Regions from separate parts of the Homo sapiens genome. Here region 2 is linked to region 1. Evidence: chromatin loops called from intact Hi-C (ENCODE). Cell type or tissue: GM12878. All regions are shown on one strand. Each heading gives the region's core, and the rest is flanking DNA. Links, peaks and the distances in the headings are about the cores only.

Region 1 (11,943 bases), core at 3,894-6,393:
AGAGAATGTTTTCTGTAATTCCTAATTGAACCTTTCCACCCAAGTTCACCAGGTGTTTTCACGAATTTTACCTAGTGGTGAGGTGATTAAATGCTTCAATAGGGTCTGCGCCAAGTAAGGGCTGTTCCTAAGGGTTGGCAGTAGTGTGCCACTCTATTTTGTGGTCTGCCTTTGGTAATAACTCTTTATACTTTATAGATTACATTTCCAGTTTAAAAGTCCCTTCACGTCTAGTTTTTCAGTGGTTCACTTTAATAGGCATGCAGCAATCAATCGCTGTGTGCCAAGCACTGCAGAAAGTATTGGGAATGCAGGCTCAACGTGGCCCCTGCCCTTGAGAGGGTCACAGAGGGACAGAGGAGTGACCAAATCGATAAGAACTAACTGCAGCCCAACATAGTAAATGCTGGAGTTGAGACAGGAAGGACCTGGGGAAAGACCTGCATGCTGAGGGAGCAGGCCTCTTCCCAAAGAGGTGGGGGCGGCATATGAACTGGGTCCTGGAGGATAAATAGGAGTTTGGGGGGCTGGGAGGTAGATGCTGTGTGGGGTAGACAGAGGAGGTGCTATAATAGTTACTGGTCTATAGCCAGGACACTCGGGCTCAGGGAAAGTCTCTCGCCCCCTGAGTTCACCAAGAGGAGGCTGCTATAAGGGACTGCTCTCTGCTAGCCTGGTGGCCCTCCTCTCACAGTGCTGTCCCAGCCTTCAAGAAGGTTCTCTTTTTAACATCAAAGGAAGAAACGATGTGAAATCTTCACCTCTTCCTTGTGGGTTTATAAGGTTGATACTTTCCACCAGAGCTGAGTCAGAGACGCTGTTACCAAAACGAAATTTTGTTTTAAATTAGTCTTCCTGGCATTTCCTTCTCTGCTTCATAACTGAATCCCAGGGCATGTCATCCTGTTGTGGAGAAGAACTTACAGAGGGGTTTGTCATGATTAGGGCCAGAGAGGTGTTGGAAATGATTGAATTAAGTGGAACAGCGTGTCATTCTTCTTTTGTTTATTTAACAAGTATTTGTATCAGTAGTGTGCTGGGAAATGTTTAACTCTACAGAAGTTGTTCTACTGAGCAAGGAAGGAAAAAAAAAGCCCTGATGTCTAAGTTTGCCAATTTCTGTGGTGTAAATACTCTCACCGTAGCCAGTTTTGGGCAACCAACGTGAGGGTGGCTGAATACGAGGTTGGGAGGAGAGGCAGACTTGGTGTAGCACATGGCTGCAGGCCCAGGAGATAGACAAGTGAATAACACAGCCCTGGCTGCAGCCCTCTATAGGAAACAGAGCCAGAGACAATTTTTTAATTTGATCTTAGCAATATTTCTGTTATTATTTTGAAGAGATAGAGGCACTGAGAGACAGAAACAGAGAGCAAGACAAAGACTGATCCATTCCTATCTACATATCTTGATAAATTCTGAAATGCTTCAGCCATTTGTCTCTTCCTGTGCCCCTCCCTCGTTATCTACCTCTCTGCTATTGCAGTCTCTGGGACATGGGTGTTTAGAAGAACATCAGATTGCAGGGGAAAGTAAGACAAAGAAAAATAAATGATTTTGATTTTTCAGTGCATCTTGGCATGTAGCATGTGATATACTTAGTATCTTGGTGGTGGGATTTTTCGGCATCTGAACTTGTTTACCTTAGTGACTCATCTCCCCCGCAATGTTTTTGGACCAATGCAGTTTATAAATTAATTAAATAAATAAATATGAATCGATCAGAAGAGGAGCTATTGTGTTTTGAGTGGATGTGTATCAACATCTAACTCTTATAAAGACGTGCCAGACAGCAACAGCCAGTGCTTGGGCCCCATGAAGTGTCTCGACTCCATATTGTAATGTTTCAGGCTAGCCATAAAAAGGAAACTGCTTACAAAGTCTAATTGAGAGGACGCCAAGAAGGCCCCCAGACCCCAAGTGAATTCCTCATCAGTCTGTCACCTTTGCTGAAACATCACTGTTGGTTTATAGCGGTTCCCCCTTGCTAACTGATTCCCATGAAAACTTTGCTATTATTGAACACTGACACCTTAAGATAAATTAGTTTATTGGATAACTTACAGAAGAATAGTTAGCTGCAAGTAGCTTTCAAAGAGAGATAGAGAGTCTGAGTGTAGTTCCAGAGACCAGCACGAGGGCACGGAGGCCTGAGGTATTGGGATCCTGGGGTAGGTTAAAGGGAAGGTCCCTGCCCTCTCACTGAGGACACAGCTATATGTCAGCCCTCTCGGCATGACTCAAGGTTCTCATTGTGAGCATGAATAATCAGCCCACGCCATAATACACTGTCCTTGAGTTTAAAAAAAAAAAAAAAAGTCCTTTATTGAGCAATAACTAGATGCCTTTGTTAGCTCATTATATAACTTATCCCATTTTCACAAAGTCCCTGTAAGTTACACATGCTTGCCTCCACTTTAGAGTGGGGATATATCATTCCTTTTTAGAAGGAAATTAGGGGTCAGAGAGGGGAAGTAACTTACCCAATATTGCACAGCTAATAAGTAGCAAGGTCTGGCTTTCAGACCTGGATCTGTCTGATACTTAAGCCTGTGTCCCCTCCCCGCTACCATGCTGCCTGTTAGGGTGAGAGGGTTTGCTGGCACTTCCCATGGCTCCAGGCTTGGGATGGTGCCATTTTTTTGGTGACTTCTGCTTGCCTTTAGTCCTCTCTGTTCTTCCCACTCTGGTGGTGAATACTTGCTTCTTGCTTAGGGTACCTTGCTGCAGTGCTCCCTGTCTCCTCTTCCAATGAGCTAGTGCTCAGGAACCAGACAACTAAGCATGTTATTTCTAAAATAAGAGTCCATGGATTCTAAGTAGAGTCCTAAGGTTTCTCCAAGTTCAGTACTTGATTCCTGAGACAAATCTTGAACAAGCTTTTTAAACTCATTTTTGAATGCTTTGCTACTTTCTAAATAAATTATGAAGTATATTTCATAGGTAAAATATTCCATACATATTTTGTAAGTACACTGCAGGTGGTGTGTGTGTGTGTGTGTGTGTGTGTGTGTGTGTGTGTGTGTGTGTGTCTGTTGGGGAAATGAAGGGGAAGGGGTGGAGGAAAGCTTCTGAGCTCATTTCATTGTTTGGGGCTCACACATTAATTAAGTTTTTTTTTCTCATGTATAATAATTAATTTAGTGACTATTGCCAGACGGAAACTTTTGAAATATGTGTCTCCTTAATGCCAGAGTTCAAGCTCAATGGATCAGATTACTTATCTTCCTGGTGGGTTGGGGCTGGTCTTGTGGCATAGCTGTAGGCCAGTGATGATCGTATTAATCTTCTACACATCTGGTTGATTTTAAAGCTTTCCGTGCACCACCCCAAAAGGTCAGCCTAACTCCTGGGAAAAGACTGGAACTTTTAGTTGAGCCAGTTTGTGTGAGCAAGTCCCTTCACCTGGCTAGCAGCCTCACCGGCCTCTTGTGGAGAAGGAAGTACCTAGCTGCTGAAGCTGGCAATTGCTCGATGAGCCCATCCAGATCTAGGGCTCCACTGCTGCTTCTTGTCAACCGCGTGCTGGTCTTGGTGGGAACCAGGGTGTGCTCACTACTTTATAAATGACACCGGTGTCCTTGGCTGGGCCCGTAAGGAGTTAATATCTCATAAGCAGAGTGCGAGAAGTCTTACATAACTCATTCAGTCTCATCTCATGGGTGTTTTTCTGTAAACTCTGCCAGAACTAATTTCACGGTTTTAAAACAACTCATGGTACCCAAAGAATGTGTAATGAGCTGCCATGAGATGTGATTGTTTCCTGTTTGTAAGGAAAAGACCTGTGGCTTCTTGGGACTTATTAGGAATCATTTCTCAATTAATGTACAACCCAGGCCCTTGGAAAGGCACACACAGTGCAGCAAAGATGGCTTTGGAAGGCTGTCCTGGACAGGAGCTCCAGAACTGTCCCTTCTCCCAGCCACCTCATTCCCACCTATGTATGGCTATCTTTTTTTTAATGGTATAATACACATAATGTACAACTTACCATTTTAATCATTTTTAAGTGTGCAATTCAGTAGCATTTAGGACAATCACAAAGTTATGCAACCATGACACTATCTAGTTCCAGGACATTTTAATTATCCCAAAAGGAAATCCCATTTCCCATTCCCTTCTGCCACTGGCAACCACTAATCTGCTTTCTGCCTCTGTGCAGAAATAATAATAATAATAATAAATATAATTAATAAATATATAGATAATATAATTATATATTATATAAATATATAAATAAAATATATTTAGACATAAATAATGATAAACCTACTCATGGTATTTGTATAAATGGAATAATATATTATGTGGCCTTTTGTGACTGGCTTCTTTCACTGAGCATAATATTTTCAAGGGTCATCCAGGATGTAGCCTGTATGGGTCCTTTATTCTTTTTTTTGTGGCTGAATAATATTCTTTTGTATGAATGTACCACATTTTGTCTATCGACTCATCAGTTGATGAGAAATTGAGGTTGTTTCTACCTTTTTCCAATTGTGAACGGTGCTGTTATGAAGATTTGCATACAAGTTTTTCTTTGAACACTTTCTTTGAGTTCTTTTGGGTATATACCTAGGAGTGAAATTGCTGGATTATATGATCATATGATAATTCTATGTTTGATTTATTGAGGGGCTACCAAATTGCTTTACATAGTGACAACGTTATATTCCAACCAGCATGTACACATAAGGTTTCCAGTTTCCTTACCAACACTTGTTATTTTATTTCTTTTTTTTTTTGGCGGGGGGTGGATAGCCATCCTAGTGGGTATAAAGTGGTATCTGTCTGATTTTCTTTCAGAGTAATTTGTTTTCCCAAATAGTTTAAAGATTTTCAGAGGTGAAAAGCTTATACCGACCTGGTCACTGCCATGGGCTGGCCCAGCCTGACCTGCTAGGTCTCATTACCTCTCCAAGTTTAGAATCAGGCTTCTCCATGTGGGGAAGTCAAAAGGGTGAGTGCCTGGAGAGTCGTGTGCATGGGGAAGCTCTTGAGCTCAAGCCTGTTCCAGCATACATTCTGTGTCTCCCAGCAGAGCTAGAATACCACCCTCACTGTGATACAGAGAGGCACTGAGAGCAGAGAGCCTGGTTCCCGCACCCAGGAGGAGACGTGGCAGAACCACAGCTAAGGCCTGTCTCACTCCTACTTCAGGCTTCTTTCAGTTCTGTCAAGAACCACACATTCACTTTGCACTTCCCTTTTTTGAGGATGCAAAGGTTAAGAAAATGTTATAATGATGATGGTTATATTTGCATAGGCTTTACACATTTTGATACCCACAATGATCCTGTAATGTAGGCAAGACATCAGGTAGTATGATCCCCATTTGAAAGCTGAAGAAACCGAGGCATGAGGCCTTTTGGGTAATTTCCCAAAGTTATCTCCATTACATTACTTTGTCTTATGTAATGTTTTATGGTGGTGCAGTGCCTTACAGTCTACAAGGCATGTCACATCTGGTAGGGATGGAGGTGAGGGGAGAATGGTGGGCTAGGTGAGGGGAGTTGCCATATATAGGGAGGCGCCATAAGGAAGGCCTCCTCTGATTGTCTGTGGTTGACAAATCAACCTGTTGTTTCTGCCTTACTCACCATGGAGGGAGGGAGGGCAGGAAGCTGTTTGAAGTTGTGATATTAGGAGATCAGTGGCTGTTTGAGATCCCTCCTTCATCATTGCATCATATTAGCTACCATATACCACCATGGTATCAAACTGTGCCTCAGCGAAATACAGTTTAAAGACTGAGCCTTCCCTCAGGGAGCTTCCAGTCTAAACAGTTGTCAAATTCTTAGCTCAAAAATACTCTCCCGGGGTTTGGCTGCCCTTTCCAACACAGTTTAGAGAAGAAGAATATAAAAGCAAATTCTACATCTCAAGCAGCCCATTTTGAGTTGGGGTTTTATTTGCTGCTGCTGCTCTTGTTGTTTCGTGGTGAGCACAGGAGTAAAGGTGAAGAGCTCCTGCCAGCCTACAGAAGGTGAATAGCCCATTTGAAACATTGACTTCGGGTTGCCATTTTGAATTCTCTCTATGGCTGTCTCCACCACCAACCACAAACTTCAGGTTGGTTCTTCAGAGGTAAGGACTCTTTTTCCCGGTTCCTGAGGTGGCATACATCTAGTGTGTGGGGATTTTGGATACCTGATATCACCCTATATGCATAGCAAAATGGTGATAGATTATAAATGCCAGTGCTTATGGTAGGTTTCTTGAGGTTTTTATGTAATTGAGAAGCAGTGGGAAGGGGTGTCGCATTTTAGCAACTAAGGTCCAGGATTTGTTTTGAAATGAACCCCTCTGAGGGCAGAATCTCAGCACCACCCATTTTCCACATTTGTGTGGTTGAAGGACAGAAAGTGGACAGGCAGAACTCCAGGCCTACGGTGCTTGTGAGCAGTGAGCCCTAGGATATGGGCGCATGAGGCACAGCACCCTTCTAAACAGAAAGCAAGTAAGGAAGCCAGGTGCTTTTTCTCTGCCTCTGGTTGAATGATAACTCCACCCTATCAGAATAGAAGTACTGTTATTCAACAAACAGTGGCCAATCGTTTAGAAATTAATGATTGCCATTTTGAACATGTATTGGATTTTGCTGTCGGAAACCTGCAGGCAGCTCATAGGGATATTGGGGACTCAGTTAGCTGGTGACGTCAGTGGAGGTTTGGATATCTAAAAGCAAGCTTTGGATATCTAAAAGCAAGCTTTGGCTCAGTGGTATGCACCCAGTATTTTTCCCTAGGACTTTATGGTCGTTTTTCTTCCAAAGGGCAGCATACACACAGGTGTAATGGTTCTCTGGTGACCATGTTCAAATCTATCTAAAAGCCATTTGAAAACACAGGTGATATGTATACTTCATTATGTGCTATAAGTTGGGTAATGGGAGCAAATTAAAAAAGGAAGATTAAACATGGAATATGTGTGCAGGAGGGAGAAAAGGTTTCTCAAGAACGCGGTGAAACAGCAGATTATTCAGCCTTTCTCTACTCTCTTCATTAAAGCAATAGTGTTGGGCTTTGAGATTTTCTGTTTTAGTCAGACCTTTATTTCATTTATGCCAGTATTTGTAAATAATTATATGAATGTGGCATTTTAAGTAGACCTGTTACCAAACAGCATGTTATTTGCAGTGACTGTTTTCTGGGGAAGAAAAGAAACAGTTGAACACACGGCACTCAGCAGAATTGTAAAAAGGCTGCCAAAGAAGGGACTGTATTTTTCTACCTTTTCCCTGTCACCTTGGAGAGCCAGCTGGGACCCAGGTCCTCAAAGAACCCGTTCTAGAGTGCACTGTCTGAGTCAGGAACTTCCCACTGCTTGCTTAATCCGGCAGAATCACAGAGGCACTGAGGCGGGAGAGAAAGCCTGCACGGCTCAAATGTCACAGAGCATCAGGACTGAGGAAGGCTACCCCAGGGCAGCCTCCCAGGATTTGGTGGCCAGTAAGCCTTGGAGTCTAGCCTGGCTTAAGTCCATCTCTGTGGCAAATCACCAGAAAGCTCTTTGAAGTTTCATAAATTCTCCCCCAAGTGAAACATGGACACACTGAATATTTAATTAACTGTTCCCAGTCCTTGGAGGCTCAAGGCTTCCTTACTCTCTGCTTCTCACACAGGCAAGACTTGTGCAGTGAACTTTCGCACTTGACTAAGCACATTCTGATATGGTTTAATGTAGTTCCTTGGTGTTTGAGATGACTTAAGAAACTGGCATCCAGCATCAATATATTGAAAATGTGAAAGGGAATCTGGCAGTTGGGATAATCAAACCACCTTACCTCTGTCTGCATTGGGCATTGCAGTTTGCAGAGCACATGTATTGTGGCTTACCTCATTTGATTACTTCAGCCATGGCAGCATATTTTTTTGTTGTTTTTAAGTGATGAGACTCCAAAGGATGTTGGTGTGTAAGACACTTCTAAGCCTTATTAGTTCTTGAATGAATTTTATGAGTTTGTCTGATCATGAAGACTAAGACTTAGTTACTGTAACCATAATAATAGTAAAAATTAAATGAAGACTACTCCTAACATACTGCACCAGTTTAGTCTGAATCACAGTATGTTCAGGCCAAAAGGAACTTTTGAGATCATTTACTCCACTTTTTCTTGTTATAAATGAAGAAACTAAAACACCAAGAAGTTAACTTTTTGCCCAAGGTCACACAGCTAGAAAATAAAATCAAGTTTTCTTTCTCTTTTTTTTTTTCTCTCTCTCTCTCTTTTGAGGGAGTGGTGGGGATGGGGAGGAAGGGAGCAGGAAAGACAGTATTTGTAGAATTTAGGGGTTTTGTGACAAAGAGGCAATGTGTCATTTACTATAGGGCAAAGTATGATTATATGGTATAAATTTGCTACCCACTGGAAAAATTAATAACTTCTTACATCTTTGAGAAAACATTTCCAGTGATCCTCACTCCTCCCTGTAGATCTGAGTTACCATTTGGTGTCATTTCCCTTAAGACTGCAGAACTTTCTTTTCCAGTTCTTTTAGTACAGATCTCTTGGCAATGAATCTCTCAGTTTATCCAAAAAGGACTTTATTTTCTCTTTATTCCTGAAGATACAATTCTGGGTTGACAATGTTTTTCAGTCTGTACCTTAAAGATGTTATTCCGTTGTCTTCTGGCCTTTGCTATTTGTGAGAGAAATAGCTATCATTCATATTGTTGTTTCTGCTGTAGGTCTCTGGCTGCTTTTTTGATGTTCTCTTTATCTTTCGACTTCAGAAAATTGACTGTGGTTTGTCTAGATATTGTTTTCTTTGTATTTGTCTTGCTTAGGATGTGCGGAGTTTCTTGAATCTATAAGTTGATGTCTTTAACCATACTTGTTAAATTTTCAGCCGTTCCTTCAAATATACTTTTTCTGCTTCATTCTCTCTCTACTGTTCTTCTGGAACTTGCTATTTCATATATGTATACTGTTTGATGGTTTATAATGCTCAAGTCACTGAGGCTCTGTTCACTCTTCTTCATTATTTTCTCTTTGTTCTTAAGATTGAATACTTTCTATTAATTCATCTTCAAGTCCATTGACTCTTTCCTGCCATCTCCAGTCTGCTGTTAAGCCCATACAGTAGTATTTTTTTTCATTATATTCATTCTACTTTTCAACTCTAGGATTTCTATCTGGTTCATTTTTATAGTTTCTGTTTCTCACTGAAGTCCCATATCTGTTCATTTATTATGTATATATTTCCTTCAATTTGTTGAACATATTTATAATGGCTTCTTTAAAGTACTTATCAGCTAAGGGCATTATCTGAGTATTCTTGGGGTTGGTTTTTATTACTGCTTTTTTTTTTCTTATGTGTTACATTTTACTCTTTATTTGCATGTATGGAGACTTTGGATTGGGTAATAGACAAAACAAATGATTGTTGCAGAGACCCTAGATTCTGTTTGTTTCTCTGAAAATAATTTTTGCTTTAGCAACCACTCGACTTGCCTGGACTCAAATTCCAGCTCTGTTGTTCCTGCGGTCGACAGCAGATAAAGTCACTTTTCTGTTCTTTTAGCTTCCAGCTGCTTCTTCGTATTGGGTCCCTTGGAGTCTCCCTCATGCACATATATTTTTGCAGCCAGCCGAGGATTGGGCAGATTTTGTACATAGATTTTGCAGCTTGCTGCCTCTGCAGTTCCCACCTTTCCAGAATTTCTCCCCTTATGTTCTTGTTCCTTTTCTGACTTATTTCTCTGACAGTTCAAGCTATCCAGAGCTGAAAGCTAACTTGGGAGTGCTCCCAGACAAAACCCCACAAATTCATAAATTTTACTTGGTGAAGGTTCATGTTTCAGGGGACAGACTCCCTTCCAGTTCCTGTTGGACTTTTGACTGCATTCCATTGCCTTGAAAATGGTTTTTAAAAATTATTGTGTGTAGATAACTTAACTGTTATCTGTAAGGGGTTAGTAGATTATGACCAAAAGCCAATAGCCCTTACATTTATATTTAGATATTTCAAAACACTTTGTCTCCGTTAACACAGCTCTGGGAGGCAGAACTAATATTATCAAGTCTATATCACAGATGAGATGACCTAGGGAAGTTAAGTGACTTGCCCAAGTAGTAACTGAATCAGGCCTGAACTCAGAGCCCATGACATCAGCCTGGGCTCGTTCTACAATCAGTTTTATGTACGTTTGATTCTAAAAGAGCCAGACTTTTTGATACCAAAGCATCTATTGCATTTTCTTCCCAATAAACACCACCAAACAAGCAAAAGACAATGAAACAATAGACAGTCCTGGATTTTGAAGCTTTTTGGGGGGGCAATGGGGGGGCGTTTCTAGGGCCTCTGAAGGTCATAGACATTTCTGAAGAGAAAAACGTTACCATGATGGTGTTGAAAGGAAAATACCTGTGGTAACCCTGGAACCATCTGGTACCTACAAGCCCCAGCATGCATAATTGTGAAATTGAAGCTAGGCCAGAAGTTTTCTTCATGAGAAGCCATATATAACCAGGACAAGAGCGCTGTGCATTACATATCCAGGAGCTACCTCTTGAAATTCTTAACATAGCAAAGCAGAATACTCAGCCAGCATTGGCCCCTGTGGTAGGAGAAGGTCTTCAGCTCCTCTCCTTCATGGGGGACTCAGTTGAAAACATCTGCAGGTTGAAAGTCACACAAAGACGAGGAATGTTCTCAAACTGGTGGCTTGCCTAGGCACTTTAAAATATGTATACAGCCTTCTTACTCATCAGGTTCTAGACTTGCAGTTTCCATTCTCTGTCAGTCCCCAGTCTTCCTGAGGCCATGGTGCCACACCATGTTAAAGTCACATCCCAGCTTCTTGAAGGAAATACAGCTTTCCACTAGCCTCTCCATCAGCGCTCACCCAATTAATTCTCCTGGTGCACTTCCCTTCAACATCAACATTTGTAGTTGAGTTAAGGTTTCTCAAAGTGTAGTCTTCGAAAACCTGCACCAAGATTGTGAGTGGACACATTTAAAATACAAATTCTCAGGCTCCACTCCAATTATACAGACATGAGAAATTCGACTCTCTGGTTTGCAGGTCAGAGAATCTGCCATGGAATAAGTGAGTCAGGTGATTTAGATGCTCACAAAAGTGGAAGAACCACTGGTCTGGGTGAAATTATGAGTGCTAAGACCTCTAAAGTCTAAAGACTTAACCTGTGTGAGCCACTTGTCTTTTCACTTGGGGTATTGCTTCTTTTTCTCTTGGGTCATAGGTTCTCAGATGGAGGAAGGTGAGTCTTGGAAATCAATTCTGGCTTCAACACTTATCGGTTGTATCATCTATAGGCTGCTGTGCTGCTTAGAGGAGAATATCCTTCCCAAAGTTATTTGGCTGTGCCTATCACAGACTGGGCACCCCAAAGTAGTTCCTTTTTCTTTATTCATTTAATTCATGCTGCCTATATTTATTGAATGCTTGTTACAAGCAAGGAATTGCACTCAAGAGACCAGAAGTAGACCCACTTCAAAGCTGATAAAACTTAAACTTCAGGACCCTTCATTTGCACCGGCCTCTCCTAAAGCCCTGAGAATGCCCCTAGTAATTTATTTTCATGGTTATAGGTTTCTGTAATATTTGCAAAAGTTAGATATTTTACAATTCTTTCTTCTTAAAGAAAATCCCCTAACTTGCTTAAACTTCAGCTGCCCCAAACCTAGATCTGTCCCTGAAAGAGCTCACAACAAGTGGGATAAAGAAACATACATATAGATTATCAAGAAACGGTATGGATAGTCGGTGCAATGCAGACCCAGTGCTGGGAATTCTGGCAACACATTTGTAAGGAAGCAGGGTGTCCAGGGAAGTCTTCCTGGAAGAGGTGGTGCTTGAGTTTGGCCATGGAATAGAAGGAAGACTCTTCTAGAGAAACAGCTTGAGCAAAGTTACAGAAGCAAGATATATTAAGTGTTTGTGTATGTGATTAAAATACTTTGCTGTTTGAGGGCATTT
Region 2 (11,943 bases), core at 5,874-8,373, 110 kb before region 1:
AAATCACACCTGTTAATGGATTCCCCAAACACTGTTTCTCTAGCACCTAGAGGTGGTGATTTTTTTTGTTGTGTTTTGTTTTGTTTTGTTTGTTTGTTTGTTTGTTTTGAGATGGAGTCTTGCTCTGTCACCCAGGCTGGAGTGCAGTGGCACGATCTTGGCTCACTGCAAGCTCCGCCGCCCGGGTTCCTGCCATTCTCCTGCCTCAGCCTCCTGAGGAGCTGGGACTACAGGCGCCTGCCACCATGCCTGGCTAATTTTTTGTATTTTTAGTAGAGATGGGGTTTCGCCATGTTAGCCAAGATGGTGTCGATCTCCTGATCTCGTGATCCACATGCCTCGGCCTCCCAAAGTGCTGGGATTGCAGGTGTGAGCCACCATGCCCGGCGAGGTGGTGATTTTTTTGTTTTTTTGTTTTGTTTTGTTTTGTTTTTTTGAGGCATGGTCTCCCTCTATTGCCCAGGCTGGATGGAATAGAGTGGTGCAATCATAGCTCACTGTAGCCTTGAACTCGTGGGCTCAAGCGATCCTGTCATCTCAGCCTCCCAAGTAGCTAGAACGACAGATGCAGCCCCCCCACATCTGGCTATTTTTTTCTCTTTCTTTCTTTTTTTGTAGAGGCAGGGTTTTGCCATGTTGCCCAGACTGGTCTGAAACTCCTGGCCTCAAGCAATCCTCCCACATGGGTCGCCCAAAGTACTGGGATTATAGGCGTGAGCCACTGCACCTGGTCTGGTTCAGAGAGTTTAACAGGCATTGCCTTAAGCAAAATATTGGACAAACTGAGGAGTTTCTAATATGCCTGTTGTGCCCTTTCTCCACCTCTGTGACCTTCCCTCAAATCAGTTACTGGGCAGGTTGTGGTGGCTAATGTCTGTAATCCCAGCACTTTGGGAGGCCAATGGGGGCAGATCACTTGAGGTCAGGAGTTCGAGATCAGCCTGGCCAACATGGCAAAACCCTGTCTTTTTTGTATTTTGTAAAAATACAAAAAAAAAAAAACTTAGCCAGGTGCACGTCTGTAATCCCAGCTATTTGGGAGGCTGAGGCACGAGAATCACTTGGACACAGAAGTTGGCAATTGCAGTGAACCGAAATTGCACCATTGCACTCCAGCCTGGGGGACAGTGCGAGACTGTTTCAAAAAAAAAAAAAAAATCAAAAATCCGTTACCTGACACTTTTCTCTTTTAGCCCTTCTTTCTCCCAAAACGAATTGCTTAGTATTTTACTTACTCATTAAAGAATGCGTCCTTGGCTTTTTAATATATTTGCACTTTAAACCTGTCTTTCATTCTAGAATGATTTTTAAAATCCTCATTCAAGGATTTAAAACCTTAAGGGAAGGGATAGAAGGGTAGTGAAGAAGAAGGGCTTTCCCCTAAGATCCTAGAAATCACAACAGGAAGGCAACTATCTATTTTGTCCGCCAGTAAAGTCAACTGACTGAGTATGACAGAAAATTGGGTTGATCTGATGTTCTCAAACATGGCCGTGGAAATGGCCTTGAGAGCAGAAGGTGTGTTGAAGACTAGTCCAGGCATTCCATCAGTCCACCAGTGAATCAGATACAACTAGGAGCTTCCGTCACAGAGGAGCTTACTGTAGTTACAAAAACAGCCAGAGTCAGCCGGGCACAGTGGCTCATGCCTGTAATCCCAGCACTTTGGGAGGCTGAGGCAGGTGAATCACCTGAGGTCAGGAATTCGAGACCAGCCTGGCCAACATGGTGAAATCCTGTTTCTACTAAAAATACAAAAAAAAAAAAAAAAAAAAAAAAAAAAAAAAAAAAATTAGCTGGGCATGGTGGTGGGCGCCTGTAATCCCAGCTACTCAGGAAGCTAAAGCAGGAGAATCATTGAACCTGGAAGGCGGAGGTTGCAGTGAGCCAGGATCGCGCCATTGCACTCTAGCTTGGGCAACAATAGCAAAACTCCATCTCAAAAAAAAAAAAAAAACCCAAAAAACAACAACAACAAAAAAAAAACAGCCAGAGCCTCATAAAGATGATTTATGTCCATGGAGAGAAGTGTGAACTCCTAAATATTGACATGACTGACAGTGTGGGGATGAATTCAATTAGTTGTTACAGTATCACTCTTTTAACCTTTAAAAGCATTTTGCATGTATCAAGAGAGAAGCCATGTGATTCCATGGAGAAAATGAGATGGAACTAGCCAATCTGGGTTTGTACCTTGTCTGTTTCTCTCTAAGTTCTTTGTGAATTTAGATGAGCCACCTAAACTCTCTGAGTCTCAGTCCTCCCATGTCTAAAACGGGACCCCCAACTTCACAAAGTTGTTTTGAGGTAGATGGTGTTAACCTGCTTCCACATACTGCAGAGAATAACTGTGATTGAATAAGAGGAGTATTTCACTAGTTAAAATGCTCTACTCTATTTACTTGATCTTCCAAATAATTTTCTGAAAAAAGATACCGCAGATGGCTATTACTATCTGATGGCAAAGAAAAACAGTAGTGGCTAAGTGACTTGCCTGGGATTAATATTCACATTTCCTGATAAGAATAGGGCTTTCTGGAAGCCAGCATTTTTAAGATTCTGGGTTAGTTTCCACTGTGGTTTAGGGAATCCAGTCAGGGGATGTCAACATTGACATTTCCCCTTCCAATTAGTCTCAAGAGTTCACATATCTCACTCTGTTCAATACAACCTGGAGTGTAATCATTTGTTGGTAATAACCTAGCCCTTGTTTAGCCTCATGGATCTGACTCTGAACCTGGACATCCTATGGACAAAAACACCACTTGCTTTTTATTGGCATGTTGGGTAGAATGGCTCCACACAGCCAGGAAACAATTTTATTTTTCCCCTTTGCAACTCAATTATGAGGCTGAAGGGCACATATAGATTTTTCTGCAGGAATCAAAGGGCTTTCAGGCTTACTTGATGAGTAGATTTCTGCATCACCTCCGTGGTAAAGGGTTAGCTGCTTTTAAGAGGCAAAAATGCCCAGACTGAAATAAAGAAGGAAAAAAAATAATAATACATTCCAGACCACCTTGTAAAAAATAGGTAGGCGTTCTCAATCTTGGCCTTTCACTCCAGTCCCACTTGAGGCCACTCTCTTTCCAGAGGCTCTATGGAACAACAAGGGTGGTGAGAACGCTGAATTAGGAGGCAAAAGCCCATGCTAGTGTTCTGTCCCCTAATGTGACCCACGCTTAGTGGGGATCCTGTTCAGAACCTTCAACCTGCTCTTCCTCTGTCTCTCTGCCTATAAAATGAGGGAAGTAGATTGGCTACTTTAACAAATCTCCCCTTTATAAATAACTTGTGACTCTATTTTCTATGGTTTTTTTTCAGAGTACATCTTTCTCCATTTATTTATGTGTGTGAGGGTTCAATCGTTCGATAAAGGCTATGTTTGAGAGAAGATGGAAAGGCATGGAATAAGTTTTGATCTTGGGTTTACTGCTAACATTGACTTTTCCCGTTAGCCCACCTAGGTTCTAAAGAGCTAGTATCCAGAGCTTTGACACATGGGGTGCCAGGCTTTGTTTCTCTGTTAAAATCCCCCAAATTTCCTGACTCCTCAGAACAGCTCAGCTCAGCTGGGAGTCTGTGGCTGAGGCTGGCCGAGACATCAGCAGAGTACCTGGAATGGAACTCCAAGCAGGTCGAAGCTTGGGAGCCAGTGTCCTTGCAGTCTGAATATTTGGGGTGGAGAGAGGTAACTCTGTTATGCTCACCGCTGGGACCACAGCAAGAATTCCTTTGCCACCATTTCTCTAGTCAGGCGGAGCTGTCCAGGGTTCAGGTGGCTTTCCAGGACATGCTTCAACTTGCCTGGAGATGGGTGGTGTGAGCAGATCCCTGGGTGTCTCTCTCTGGAGGTAATAATGACAAAGAGGTTTAGCCACTGAGGGAGAAATGCATCCCCAGGTCTGAGGGGATATCCCTTTTCTTCAAACAATCCCTGGGTTGTTTGTCTACAGTAGAACTCTCTTTAATAAAAAAAAAAAATGAAATGAAATAAAAATAAAGTAAAAGAACGCCCATCTTCAGTATACCAAGCAGCATGCAGGGCATAATCGCCTCAATTCTTGGTATCTGGCACAATGTTCAGTTGGCAGAACCACGCTTTCTGTGGGGGTAATAAGCTTAATATTTAGCCTGCATTACTGGGGCAGTGGTGAAGGGAGGGGGACAAAATGGGAGAGAGACCACTGTAGAAATGGATATTGAATTCCAAGTATTATTGTTGGAATCTCTGGAGAAAATGGCTCCTGAACATACAGGATTTTCAGTACAGTTTAAAAAAGGAATGACTCTTCTGGTTTTTCCATTTACTGTAGCTTCCCAAAGCTTATTTTTAGTAGCACTAATAGTGCCGCCTACCCCTGTACTCATTTTCTACAGATTTGAAAATTTGGTATTATCCTGTCTCTCCAGAGGTGCCTTCTATTTCTAAAACATTAGTACCATGGAGGGGGGAAAATAGGGCATTTTCTGAGAGAAAGGAGCCTTGGATATTTGCATTCCATTTTGATTAGTATTTTTTGTTTCTCTCAGTTCATTCAGAATCAAGGGAAAACATATTTAAATGGATATAATGTGATGCCAAGTGCCTCTGGACACCAAAAGCGCCCCCTCCACACACACCCTACGGTCAGCTCAGGCATGAAGGTGCATGTCCCCTCAAGGCCAGGCTAATGGTGGCCCTGACTCAGAGGCAGGCCTCACCAGCATGGATCAACTATAAACTAAACTGCAGAAGGCACTCATGCCCTGGGTGAGCTATGGGCAGAGAAAAACTCAGGAGCCCCAGACACATGTGGTCAGTGTGTATCTGGGTGGAGGCGGGACGTTCCGAGCATTGGAGCTGACCCCATGCACAGCCTCACAGGCTGGAACCAGGCGTCTTTGAGTGGAAGAAGTCAAGGGAGTCCCATTAGAGAAGGACCCTCTGTGTTCACTGTGCACCTGGGAGCAAGGTTTCTCACAACAGACTCTGCTGCTGAAAAATTAGTGTTTGAGTTCTAACTGGAGTTACAGACCTTGGTGACTTTGCATAGCCCTCTTGACAAGCGGGGCAGCCTTGCCAAATGACACATGGGAAGTGGAGGGTGTGCAGCAAATGCTATTTGTACGTGTTGGCTCTGGGAGTGGCAGAGTATTTCTGAGAAAAAAAACGCTAAATGTGGGCATCCTCAGCCCAGGGCTCCTCCTTTTATCAAGAGATGGCTTTGTGACAACATGGGTGCCTGAGTCCTAACAGGCACATTACAGGTGAAGTTTTGAGAAAGTATTGCTGTGTTAAATTTCCACATATGGCCTCTTCTAGCACGAATAATTCACAAATGAAGAGCCTAAAATGTTACATCTGGAAGTGACTTGAGATATCTTCTAATCTAGCTTGTTATGTAATCAAGAGCACGGAGCCCAGAGAGGGAATGTCAAGGTCAAGGTCACCCAGCTGGTGTCTGGTCTGAGTGGATGGCCCCTGACTCCTGACTCCTCTTACATTGCTCTTTCCACTGACTTTTGAAAGTGACAGATGGAATGGCCACCAGGACATGAGAGACATTTAGAGAGACATCTATTCCATGAATCCCCAATGACTGCCCCTTGCCTTTATCTTGCCTCCAAGCCTCTTCTTCCATACTCTTCTGTGCCGTGTAGCCCTGAACAAGCTGCTTCACCTCTCTGTACCTTGTTTACCTCATGTATGAAAGGCAGATGATGTTGATGATGATGGTGGTGATGATGATAATGTTGGTGGGGGGCTGAGGATGATGATGATACCTCCCTCCCAAAGTGATTATGTGTCAGAACGAGCCTCAGAGTCAGAAAATCGGGTTCAAACCCTGGTGCTCCCTCCTTCTAGCTGCTTGGAGCATTTTGAGTCACACACTCACTCTGAGCCTCAGTTTCCTTGGTTTTAAAATAGAGGAAATAATTCCTAACTCATAAAGTTGTTATGAGGATTAATTGACAAACTATAGATGTACAGCTCTTAGCTCAAATGCTCAATATATAGCCCCTGGTATTACTACAATTGCCAATAATAATAATGAGTTTGAAAAATGCAGGTACAAGTTTTTTTATAATCTGAATGTACAATAAAAATCTTAGTTATTATTAACCACCGTGGCCGTAGTATCCATCCCAAGCTATCAGTAAGATTTCTGCATAGCTAGCCCCTGGATTGGCCAGGGCTGGGTACTAGATTGGCTTCCTAAAATTCCTTAAATCACTTGTTTGCCTCTGATACAGTCTGGCTATTTCTGACACGGCCAAAGAGACCACAGAGGGCATTAAGCTGCAGAAGAGAAACTACAAACAATATCTGAGAGAGGGAGAGATTTCCTAGAATGGCTGCGACCACCTCCCTGCCAGTTTGATTTCCTGTGCAGCTGTGTGTGTTGAAAAGATTGATGTGGGCACGACCTTTAGACCCTGTTTGAAAATTACACATACAAATGGTACTTTAATGGTACATGTGGTAGTTGGGGGGTTGTGTTAATTACATTTGAATAGAGAGATGGTGATAATTCACTAGCTCAGCCCCTGGTAGTTAATTTTGTTACATCTAGGGGAAAATTCTGTTGGGGTCTATGAGTAGCTGTGGTGCAATTAGGCAGCAAGAAGGTTTTTGTCGGTACAGTTGCTATTGATTAGTATTTACTTTAAAAAGAGTAAAAGCTATTCCCTCGCGCCAGGGCTGCCTAATCTGTCAGAAGAAGAGGCTACATGTTTCACAGACGCATAGCAGGCTTGTTCATATATTATGAAGCCCCCGAAAAGAGAGTCCAGTATAAAAATCTTCCCAACTGGTTTTAATGATGCTCAAGTAAAAGGGATATACCACAGACAAGATCTCATTAAAAGAGAGAAGTCTTTTTGTAGATTTGCTGATTTATTTATGAAACACCTCTGAAATATTTATAAATGCTTTCCTGATATTTATCTGAAAATACATTTTAGGGCTTCTTTGGTAGAAGAGAGGGGGAGAATAAAGGATGATGAGGGTGGAAGAACAAGGTGAATTCAGCACCATTTCTTTCAGTAGCAAGGAAAGGGATATCCTAGGGTATAGGAACATGTCACTAGGGGGTGCCCCAAGAACCAGGCCGGCTCTAACCTGCTCAGCACAGGTGACCCTACTTGCTTGGATCTCTTAAACAGAAGCAATGGCAATCACAAGTGCTCTGTTTAATTTTCCTGACAGAACCGGGGCAGATACAGACGCTCTTGAGGGCTTTATCACTTCCTTCACTTTTAGAGCTATTTATTAATTGAAATAATAGTTATGCTACCCCTTGCCTCAGACCTACTTTCATCTGTTTAGCAACTGCTTTCTATGAAACACAAAAGAGCTCAGCAATGACACTCGTGTCTTAATTAACCATTGAATACCTTATAGAGCAGCTGTCACAACTCTTGTCACTTGAAAGGAAGCACAGTGGTCCCTGTTTAAAAAGAAAAAAAAATACACAGAAAAAAAAGTTGATCTAATGAGCTGTCTTTGACATTTCTTAAGAATTGCATATTTTATCATCATGCTTTGCACTCATATAACGATGCAAATTAAGGAACCTCTGGCTGCTCTGGAGAAAAAACAGTGAATTTACATTTCTCCCAACTGTTCAGAAGGAGACATTGGTTGCCCAGTGGCTAAGGGAAATGGTCAAGATCAGAGATGATAACAGGGCTAAGACTGCATATCAATTAAAAGAAGAAGAGGGGTTGATGTCAGTTTATGTAACTAAAATATTTCCAAGCCTCCCCAGCCCATGGTATGAATGAGTCTCATTAACATTAAAGACGAGCGCCCCCAGAGCCTCAAGCCCTCACCCGTTTGTTCAGGTAATGCAGTCCTTCATGCAGCTCATCCCAACCTCACATTTTTTGAGTTCCCAAAGAGGTAGACATGTTTTATATGTGTTTTGGAATTAATCTGGGCTTCCACTCACCATTGGATGCTGCCTGCTATTCTGAGCTGTATCAATGTCTTCAACATTGGCCTTGACCACCCCAAACCACACCACCCCTATTTTTCTTTATTGTTTCTTCTCATGGTTATGAGAAGGCCCCAGCCACCAGCCTTCTTCCGTCGTTCATTACCGTGACAGGATAGCAGCCCGTGTTGAAGTGAGGAAAACGTTTTCTGTCTCTGTGCTCATTTAGATGGGTAGTTTGAATAGAGTAGTTTGAGCCCCAAAGTGTCTTAGAATTTGGTGAGAGAGTTGTTTCAGTTCACATGTATAGCTCTTTCTACCTAAGGTGTGCACAGCCCCTGGAAGAGAGGGTAAAATGAGTTCAAACACCAGCCACCATACTGAAGGAGAACATTTCACCCATTTCAGCATCTCCCCATTTACTTGCTGACTTGTGGCTGAGTCTGTTGGCCCTGCCAGATTCTCTCACAGTGACCCTTCTTTTCCATCCCTGTCTCCTGACTTCTGCCTGCAGTCTCCTCTTCAAGCCATCATACTTGTCTATGCATGTTTGAATCTTGATTGTTGCTACAGTTCAAGTTCACCTCCCCAACTAGGAGGCTCCTTAGCCCCCATGCAAATAACCATTGAGGGAAAAGACTCTCTCCTTACTCCAACACCATGTATCTGAAGCTCAGCTCTCTTCCAGCCAGGACGCTCATATCATAAAGAAAAACGTTATTAAGAGAGAAGTCCTTCAGTAAAACCCAGGATATATCTTAAGGAGGATAGATGTTCAAATGGCATAATAATTGGCTTATTTCAAATATATTACGATAGTTATATGTTATTTGAACCACTACAAAGGACACCGATACCTACTAACTGCTCTGCAAATTCCTCAAGGGCAAAACAAATGCTGTTCCTGACACTGAGCACTCAGTATGAATGACAGAGAAATCATAGCAACCTGAGGATTGTTATTATTGATGTTTCATTTTTGTAAAGCAAACAAGATACTTTATACGTCGTATATGAATGCAAAATGTACCCCCACAAACTTATCAAATCAATGAAGCAACAAAGCATTATATAAGAGGTTTGCTGTGGAAGTTTTAACATGTTAGAAGATATTATATTCATTGTTACCCCCATTTAAATCACTATGTGAACTTGTAGAGACCGACCTCCGATTTTGCATAATTTTAAATTCATGGTCCCTGGGAAGGTAATCACCCCTTTAATAACTGTTGTGTTTCTCTTTATTCCAAATAAGGTGTGCACTCATCTGTGAATTTATGTTGGGCTAGCACGGTGTAAAATTGCCACTTTGCATTGCATACTACTTGGAGAAAGGTAGAATATAATAGCTTCACCAGCTGAATTTCAAAATAAAGCAGAGCCTTGAACATTGGTACCCTATCGTGTGCTTTGGGCTACAGAGACTGAGGAGGCCTGATGCAAACTGGACAGAATTAGGACTCTGAGGATGACTGACTCACAGGGGAAAGGATGGTTCCGGAAGACATTTTATATAAAGCTGCTTGCCAAATCGGCCAATAGGGCCCATAAACGCGTCCAACAGTAGAAACAACAGATCCTGCTGGTCTCTGCCAAGGGTACCTCTGGGAAGACAGACAGTGTTACTTGATTTACTCTGAAGCTGCAATGAGAAGAGTCTAGAGCCCAGTTTTGCAGGCTTCATGTGCCATTAGCCTCTCTCCTCACCTACATCATCCCCTCCTCAGGAGTCTACATTGTCTTCTCCTGGAACCTTCCAAAACAACTAATATAAATTTCAAGCCTGTGGTTGGTGCTTGATGAATGCCAGTTGACTTGACCACTGGAGTGCCACCTCTGAGCTAATAGACTCAGCCAGAAAGGTCAAGATAGTGTCCCATATACAGAGAGGAAGACCAGAATTCATCCCCTGAATAAAAAGCTTCGGATTAGCCTACTTTCTCTCCAAAGCACTCTGTTTTTCAACTTTATTTATTGTGTCTGGCAGATATCCTCAATTAGGAGCTAATAAACGTGAGCATTTATAAATCTTCCTTTCAGCGGAGTACGCCCCTAGATTCAGAGCATTCCGTGGGCAGCTGTAGAAGAGGAGAAAAGCGTTCTGCCCAGTGAAGGGCTAGAGTCAGCTCGTGAGAGCTGATTGTGTGCCTCTTTCCCTAACTCTGAATTCAGTGACCTCGTTCAACCACGGTGGGAGTATTTTTAACACAGAAATCAGCAGAGAGTAGAAACCAAGGGTTTTCCTCTCAGAGAGTGATTTTAAAGCATTGACCAGCATTGTCTTCTGCCTCACTGTACCTCACCTTACCACTCTCTTCTTGAAAAAGATCCAAATCATCTTTCAGCTATGTAGACATGACTCTAAAACAACACAAGATAGAGTCTGATTCACAGCAGAGGCAAGCCGTGCTGCTTCTCTAGGCCTGGATTCTAAATGCAGAACAGTGAACCTGCAAGCAGCATTCTTAGGGCTGAGCCATTCTCACGTGTAAATGGAGAGTTCCTTTCTTTTTTCAAACCCATTTTTGCAGGATGGAGGGTCCTGTCTTCATCTCAGATGAATCAGTGGGAAGCTGATCCACAGCCCACAAATCCCTTTTACTAAGAAGGATCACCTGGTAAGCTTTGGGTTACTCTCTGTTTTTTAAAAAAAAAAAATCATAAAATTGAAATAGTTCAACATAGATTTGAATCTAAAGAGCCTTCACTGCAGAGTTTATCTGGTGACCATATGACACTACAAGGACAGCTTTTAAAAAGCCAAATATCAATGGCTGAAGAATGGAATTGAAGTAGAAAATCGAGTTAGAACTGTATTAAAACAAGTCATATTATTCAGCTTTATCTATAATATTGTCTAATTCATATTTCAGTAGTAGCATAGAAAATGAATCTGATTCACTATGGTTAATTAGCCTCCGGGTTCCCAAGGTGTGAGCTGAGGCACCCTGGACATTGCAGTGGCCTCAAAGGGGTGCCAGGAAATATTTTAAATAGTTGAGGAAAATACAGCAATTCTTGACATCTGTCAGGCACCGTGTGAACTACTAGCTCAAGGTAGTTCACAGTTTCACTACTGGAATGCATAACTTTCTTTCAGTGATGTCATACCTTTGAGAAGCTAAGTTCTTGTCAGTTGCTGTATTATAAAACAGGACCATGTGAAAATCAGTGTGGAGCAGGAAACAAGGGTGAGGGCATCCAACCTGATGCCAGAGTTTGAGAAGTTGCGTAGTGCCCAACAGGCTCATGCATCTCACTATTAAGCACTTACGATTATTTAACAGTGAATGGGACTCATTTTTCTTTTAGTTTATGTGTATTCTTTTTTTCAGAAATCAAGTTGTTAGGACATAAATACTTGTTAAGTTATTTGGGTGTAATTTACAAATAAACAGAACTGTTAGATATTTCTTTCAGCTGAGATGGGCTGTAAAAATGGACAGAACCATTAGGAACATCATGAATCGCCGGGCGTGGTGGCTCACACCTGTAATCCCAACACTTTGGGAGGCCGAGGTGGGCAGATCACCTGAGGTCAGGAGTTCGAGACTGGCCTGGCCAGCATGGCGAAACCCCATCTCTACTAAAAGTACAAAAATTAGCTGGGTGTGGTGGCTGGTGTTTTTAATCCCAGCTACTCAGGAGGTTGAGGCAGGAGAATTGCTTGAACCCAGGAGGGAGTGGTTGCAGTGAGCTGAGATCGCACCACTGCACTGCATCCTGGGCGACAAGAGTGAGATTCCATTTCAAAAAAAGAAAAAAAAAATCATGAATCAAGATCATTTAAGACTTTCTCACTTAGTGTAAAAGGTAAATGATCAATGTCCATTACTGAGTAAATGACAAGAAGTATTTATTGTGTGCCTTCTACATATAGGCATAATTTCAATACTAAACACATATGCACACACATGCACACACACCTAAGGAGAGGTGGAAAGGAATAATATTCAGGAAGTAGTATGTGTCAGGGGCAGATACTTTACATGTAACCTTATTATATCTATGCAAAAACCTA

Evidence for each region. A loop is a pair of places that touch in the nucleus more often than their neighbours do. Peaks named below come from ENCODE experiments on the same cell type or tissue, not always from the same donor. Only the 100,000 strongest peaks of a DNase experiment are listed, where the experiment ranks them.
Region 2: a loop joins it to region 1, with 2.8 times the contacts of the local background. A loop is called at or near these places in 2 of 110 quality-filtered maps.

The regions. Positions count from the first base shown.
Region 1 is chr15:60,789,311-60,801,253 of GRCh38, reverse strand. The region is part of intron 1 of RORA (RAR related orphan receptor A); the gene reads left to right. Among named protein-coding and RNA genes, the nearest start is that of RORA-AS4, 32 kb to the right of the region's middle. RefSeq lists an enhancer at 4,877-5,056. In GM12878, for the core only: no CTCF peak of the experiment used is centred there; a DNase peak (open chromatin) is centred at 5,193; H3K27ac peaks cover 539 bases.
Region 2 is chr15:60,900,919-60,912,861 of GRCh38, reverse strand. The region is part of intron 1 of RORA (RAR related orphan receptor A); the gene reads left to right. Among named protein-coding and RNA genes, the nearest start is that of RORA-AS4, 140 kb to the right of the region's middle. RefSeq lists enhancers at 3,424-4,623, 5,130-5,631. In GM12878, for the core only: a CTCF peak has its summit at 7,072 (motif pointing right); no DNase peak of the experiment used is centred there.